2 separate regions of the Mus musculus genome follow, and region 2 is linked to region 1. Evidence: chromatin contacts called from ENCODE Hi-C or POLR2A ChIA-PET data. All regions are on one chromosome and are shown on one strand. The core of a region is the stretch at or near the end of the contact, and the rest is flanking DNA. Distances in the headings are between cores, read along the strand shown.

Region 1 (2,767 bases), core at 155-2,654:
AGTTAGCAAAGGCTTTAGCATTCCCTACCCTGGGATCTAACACCTGGCCAGCTCGCCCTCCACTTCCTCCCCAGGTGGACATCCCATGATTTCGTCACCACCAATGGAGTCTACCTCCAGTGTCCTTGCTGTCCATACCTTTTGTCCTCCAATCCTGGGTCCCTGGTGTTTTTCTCAACTCTCTCTCTCTCTCTCTCTCTCTCTCTCTCTCTCTCTCTGTCCCTCCTTTTTCCTCCCTCCCCCTCCTCCTTCCCTCTCCCTTTGAAATTCATCTCTGCTCTATAATATGAGGGGATATCTTTAGTATGATTCAAAATCCATATGGAGAAACAATAATAATATATTTGATGATACACATTTTTTTTGAGAAATAAAATTTTTTCATAACAAGAAACTTGTAGGTGAAGAAAGTAGAAGGGGGCAGGCAGTAGTAAATATCAGCAGTCAGAGCCTAGGCAACACATCAAAAACTCTACCAGTGCTCTAGTACCTACTATAAAATGGTCTAGTAAATACACATAGCCCAGCACATGTCCTTTATGCTTTAATTGTTGTTACATAAAAGACCTAATGTAAACTCTATGCAAACAGTTGTTCTACTGTACTCTTCAGGGATTGGTGCCAATAAAAAATATTGTATTTTGGTATATTTTTTTCTGAATATTTTTAGATAGCTGTCCATAGTTGAAGCCACAGAGGCAGAATCTCTGGACTTGGGCTACTTCTTGTGTGTTATTTGGCAAACATGACCTCTTTACATAATGGAAAAAGATTTGTGAAGAGTTAGAAGTCAGAAATCCTAGGCTTGGAGCTGAAGTTGGTCTCTTTCTAACCAGACCCCAGCAATGCCTACGGGTTAGTTTTAGCGTTGTAACTGAAGCCTGTGAGTTCCCCGTTCTCCTGAGAACCTGGAGGAATCCTGATGAGCTTAGTGGACCCTTGCCAGGATTGAAGGAACTTTCAGGTGTCACATTTTACATTAAATACTGTCAATACCAAGAGGTGTGTTAGTTAGACACTCTGTGCAGGTGTTGCCTGTTAATTTTACTAAAACTCCTTGCAGGGCAATTTTAAAGGTATCTAGATCTATAGTTAAAGTTCTCCTGGAGACAGGAGTGTTTAGAATAGGACTTGTTTTACAGACAGCGCCTTTGCACAGTACTCATCCGCAAGTAAAGAACATTTGCACCAAGTGAGATTTCCATTGTTTTGAATACCGTTCTTAATAGTGTCTACTTTCTTTTCTCTCTCAAAGGATCTGTGCACTGCTGAGGTTGGAGAGCCATGGCTGGAAGATATGGGGCCACCCTCCCTCAGCCCAGCAAGGCTTAATTGCAGCAGCAGCCTTTCAGGTTCTCCACTGAATCTGGAGCTGGAAAACTGCCTTGGGGAGTCCTGCCAGGGCCCTTGGCCAATGGAAACAGCACTCCCTGTCACAGGCACTGGAGTGTGCAAAGGAGGCAGAGAGAAAGTCAGAGGCTTTGTCTGGCTTCCCAAGAGAGACAGGGGTCCTGCACTCAACTCAGTAACTGAGTGGCTACTGGCCAGCTGCCTTTGGAAAGTAAGTGAGCCATTTCAGCATGGCCCTTTGTAATTCAGGACTGAGTTACAGGGACTGGAAATTAAAACTATAAGTGGAGCCTCAGACCACAGGGAGTAGGGTCGTGGGCCTGCCAGCTTCCTGGCACAGTGCCCGAATGCTTGCAGTACTTGATAAAACTCACTAACATTTAGTCGAGAGCAGTAAAATGTGAATAAGATGGAGATGAATGCTCCATAGGGGCAGGGAGAAATCCAGGAGCAGATGGTGTGATAGGATTCGAGGCAGCAGTGCAGGGTGAGCTCTTGACAACTGCCCTGTGGCTAGGGTGGAGTCTCCTGAAGAGGGAGGAAAGGAGGGAGTCTGCCACACCTCGCCATGGCAGCGGACTCCTTTAGGGGGTCTTAGGGATGAAGCCACTACATTTGTGCTGTTCAAAGCACTACTAGTTAGTCAACATCCATTCAAAGCACTTTAAAAGCTCACTTTCTCCTCCTCCCTCTCCCTCCTCTCCCTCCTTCATCCCCTATCTCCTCTTTATTCTCTTGCTGTTTTCCTCATCAGCTCCTTCTGCAGGAGAAGAAACAGGATCACTTACAAGGGAAAAAAATAGCCATATTCCACCAGGCGGTCACTTCACAGCAGGCTTCACATCGTAGAGTAAGCACAGAACTATGCAGCAGTAGACAGAACAGGTTTAAAAAATGTTTAGAAGCTGAACAGCCTGGTAGCTGGGGGGAAGAAGTCTGCAAGCAGGAACTGGGAGGGGATAGCATTTGGGATGTAAATAAATAAGTAAATTAATTAATTAATGAAGATGTATGCTCTCAGCTTCTCCTGCCACCTGCCCACTGCTTGTTGTTATTCTTCTCCATCATGATGGACTCAGCCTTCTGGAACTATAAGCCCAAATAAACTCTTCTTTCTATAAGTTGCCTTTGCTGCATTATTTTATTACAGCAACACAAAGTAACAAATGCAGAAGTTGAAACCACAGAGTTGCTATTGGTGTGAAGAAGAACCTAACCATGTTGTTTTGTCCAGGATCATGGACAGCTTTGGAACTTTGAACTAGGAAAGCAGTTGCAAATAGTTGTCAGTGATGGATCCATTTTATACTTCTAATTCAGGATTCTATAAGCCATTTACATATTCAAAAACTAAAACGAAAAAAAGTTTTAAACAATCCTAAAATCGGATGCATGCGTAACTGGCGCTGCTTTTATA
Region 2 (2,767 bases), core at 162-2,661, 36 kb after region 1:
TGGCTGATGGCACCCCAGAGGGTAAGGTCACTTCCCCTGCTCCTCTGTCACCAAATTATCTGTGAACCAGTAGTTAAGGCAGATGTCACTGCAGCATTCTAAAAGACAACTCATTGGGCAGCATTTGAAAAGCCCTGATGACAATGACACTAGGGTTGAATTGGCATCGTTCCGGAATGATAGCTCCTGAGAGTCTAGCCTGGGCACGAAGGAGATAAAGACCACAGGTGGCAAGGTGCTGAGCACAGGACACGGAGGCCAGAGTCTAGGTGGTAACACTACCAACATTTTTGTGTGCTCACAGCATAGGAGGCTCTCCACATTGACTTCTTACCTCAGCTCAGCAGATGCTGCAGCCTCCACTTTAGAGACCCACACATAGACAGACAAGTGAGTTCTCTAAATATTTGTGCAGAATGCAGAGAAATACTAAACCCTGTTCCTTTCCACTGTGCTCAGTCTTCAAGGGAGAAAAGGTTCTCACCACCAAGGCCAAGGGAAGGGCAAGAGGACAGGAAAGCTTCTGTAGTGGAGTTGCTCCCTGTGCCGTCTGAGACACGCTTCAGCATCCCCGAGAGTCGTTAAATAAAGTTCAGATTGCTATGTCTTACCCAACACCCGATGGATCACAGGTGACCAGCAGTATGCACTAGCAAGCTCCGAACTCTCATATACCTGTGACTCCCAAATCAGTATTTACATCCCTCCCAGGTTCACCTTTCCCTTCTTTTCCTTTGATGGCTAAACTCTGATTTTCTCCTGCCTGCTGGAGAAACCCTTCTACATGAGAAGGCCTCTCCCTGAGTGGCCAGACACTAAGCAGCTCTCCTTGATTTAAAACTGAGAATCTTTGTGAAGGAACTGAGCTCAGCTCAGACTGGGAAAAAGGCTCCAAAGCCAAGTTTCCATTCATCAATTGAAAACAGTTTTTGTCTTTCTCTACCAAACCTGCCGCTGGGAATGGAACCCAGAGTCCAGCATAGTGGTCAGGAAAACCCCCGGTTGGTCTTCTCTTTTGTTGAGCACACTGTTTTATGACCTCTCTTAGTGGTCAAGTGTGCTACTGAGAAAATGAGTGTCTTCTGCCTTCTTTCCAATTGCTCAACTGTCCCAGAATGAGAGTGTGCACAGTGGACACAGCATGTTCACTAAAAACTTTGCAAAAACACTTTTGCACTGCAGCGGTTTGAGTTGACATGTTTTTCCTGGATTGCAGTTCTGAACCCAGAATCTTTCAAAATATCATAAAAAGAGACCCTGCAGGAGCCAACCTTAACTACAGTTCAGGAATTAAGAACATTCCAAAGGCTACTTTAAAAGGCAAGGCCTGAGCCTGACGCCAAGGGCCTGGGTTGCTAGGGGAGGGTTGTGCTGCAGAGGAACGGCTCAGGGGGGCGTGCGGAAAAGAGGAGTGAGCCAACATTCTCTGTCCAGGCTGGTTGGGCTGTGCCTGGCATCAGTCTTGCCCTCTCCCCTTTGGCCACGCGGCCCTTCTCAGCGATTTGCAGCAGACCCGCAGGGCAGTGTGCCTCGGTGGCATTGAACTGAAGCTTGGCTCTCGGCCTGGCCTGCTGGCTAGTTGCCCACCCTGTGGGTCCCGCCCAGAGCAAGGATACTGGAGCTTTCGCCTGCCTCACTGAGCCTGGGTCTCCACTCCAGTCATCCCTCCAGCTACTTTGCAGCACTCTGTCGCCATGAGCACCTCGTCTGCGCGGCCTGCAGTCCTGGCCCTTGCCGGGCTGGCTCTGCTCCTTCTGCTGTGCCTGGGTCCAGGTAAGTGGAGGATACCTGGCGGAGAGTGCTGAGGGTGCTGGGGAAGGAGATTGGAAATGGGGTGCTTCATGCCTGAATATGATCCTGCTCTTAACCTGTACTAAACCAAGAAGACAATGGAACCGGGTCTAGTATTTTACACTCATGTAAGTCCCAATGAGTGCACTTGGGCAGGCAGTGAGGGACTCAGATTCAAAGAGAGCATAGTAGACTGAGGGGCAACCTTGGGCAAATGAAGTAAGGATCTGAAAGAACCACAAGAAGTGCTAAATCAGGGATGGTGGAGGCTTGAAGGGAGTATCATTCTGAGGCAGGACACACTGCTGTCTTTCTCCAATTCTTCCAATTTCTTCCAAATTTCTTCCAAATTCTTCCAATTTCTTCCAGGCAGTTTGGGGCAACAGAGCTGACTAAGAGCGTTCAGGCTGCAAAGCTGAGCAATGTTTAACTTTTTCTATTATATTCAGCGGAATTATTAGCTATTGTATTTCTACTAGCTATTATATTTAAACATTAAATATATCTACATATTAGCAAATATATATCTACTATATTTAGCTGAATTAACTGAAAATCCCCAGGTCTCTCTACATTAAAAGCACTTAAGCAGTACACCGTAAATACTATACCCAGAGCTCCACAGACTCTACCTTCTGAACCTGGAAAGTTCTTCTTTTGTGTGACCCTTTAGAGGTCACAAGTGAGTTCCTGTGCATAGGAACGCCTTTGAGGTTTATAACTCTGGGAGGCAGTAGGGTGACCCTAGGTTTACTGCCAAGAGAACAGTAGCTGGAAGACACCAAACTATTTACCTATCACCTGAGACTGGTGTTTGTCCCAGTGCGAAGGGGTGGCCATTGCCAGATGTAAATAGAAGACGCACTCAGTTTCTCTGTGTTTCATTTTTGCTTTCTCAGAGCAGGCATGGTAAACCTAACTCCAGAATGAGGGGAGGCAGGGTCACAGCATGAGAGACCATGAAAATAAAGGGGAG

What was found. A loop is a pair of places that touch in the nucleus more often than their neighbours do. ChIA-PET counts read pairs that join two places held with the same protein, here RNA polymerase II (POLR2A).
Region 2: a loop to region 1 is called in a map of left cerebral cortex, with 2.1 times the contacts of the local background. The contact joins the promoter of Ecrg4 here to the enhancer-like site in region 1. A Hi-C loop is called at or near these places in 1 of 37 maps with a recorded cell type or tissue (left cerebral cortex). POLR2A ChIA-PET finds 5 or more read pairs at or near these places in 1 of 5 experiments (Patski).

What each region holds. Positions count from the first base shown.
Region 1 is chr1:43,693,510-43,696,276 of GRCm38, forward strand. It overlaps Gm38628 (a long non-coding RNA gene), which reads left to right. Exons shown (of 2, transcript XR_865403.1): 2 at 1,256-2,471. Among named protein-coding and RNA genes, the nearest start is that of Gm38628, 14 kb to the left of the region's middle. Within about 2 kb of position 1,405, at least 2 of the 3 ENCODE cell types and tissues checked have a DNase peak (open chromatin) inside an H3K27ac peak, as active enhancers do.
Region 2 is chr1:43,729,191-43,731,957 of GRCm38, forward strand. Ecrg4 (ECRG4 augurin precursor) reads left to right here and starts at 1,412. Exons shown (of 4, transcript NM_024283.3): 1 at 1,412-1,773. The coding sequence starts at 1,695.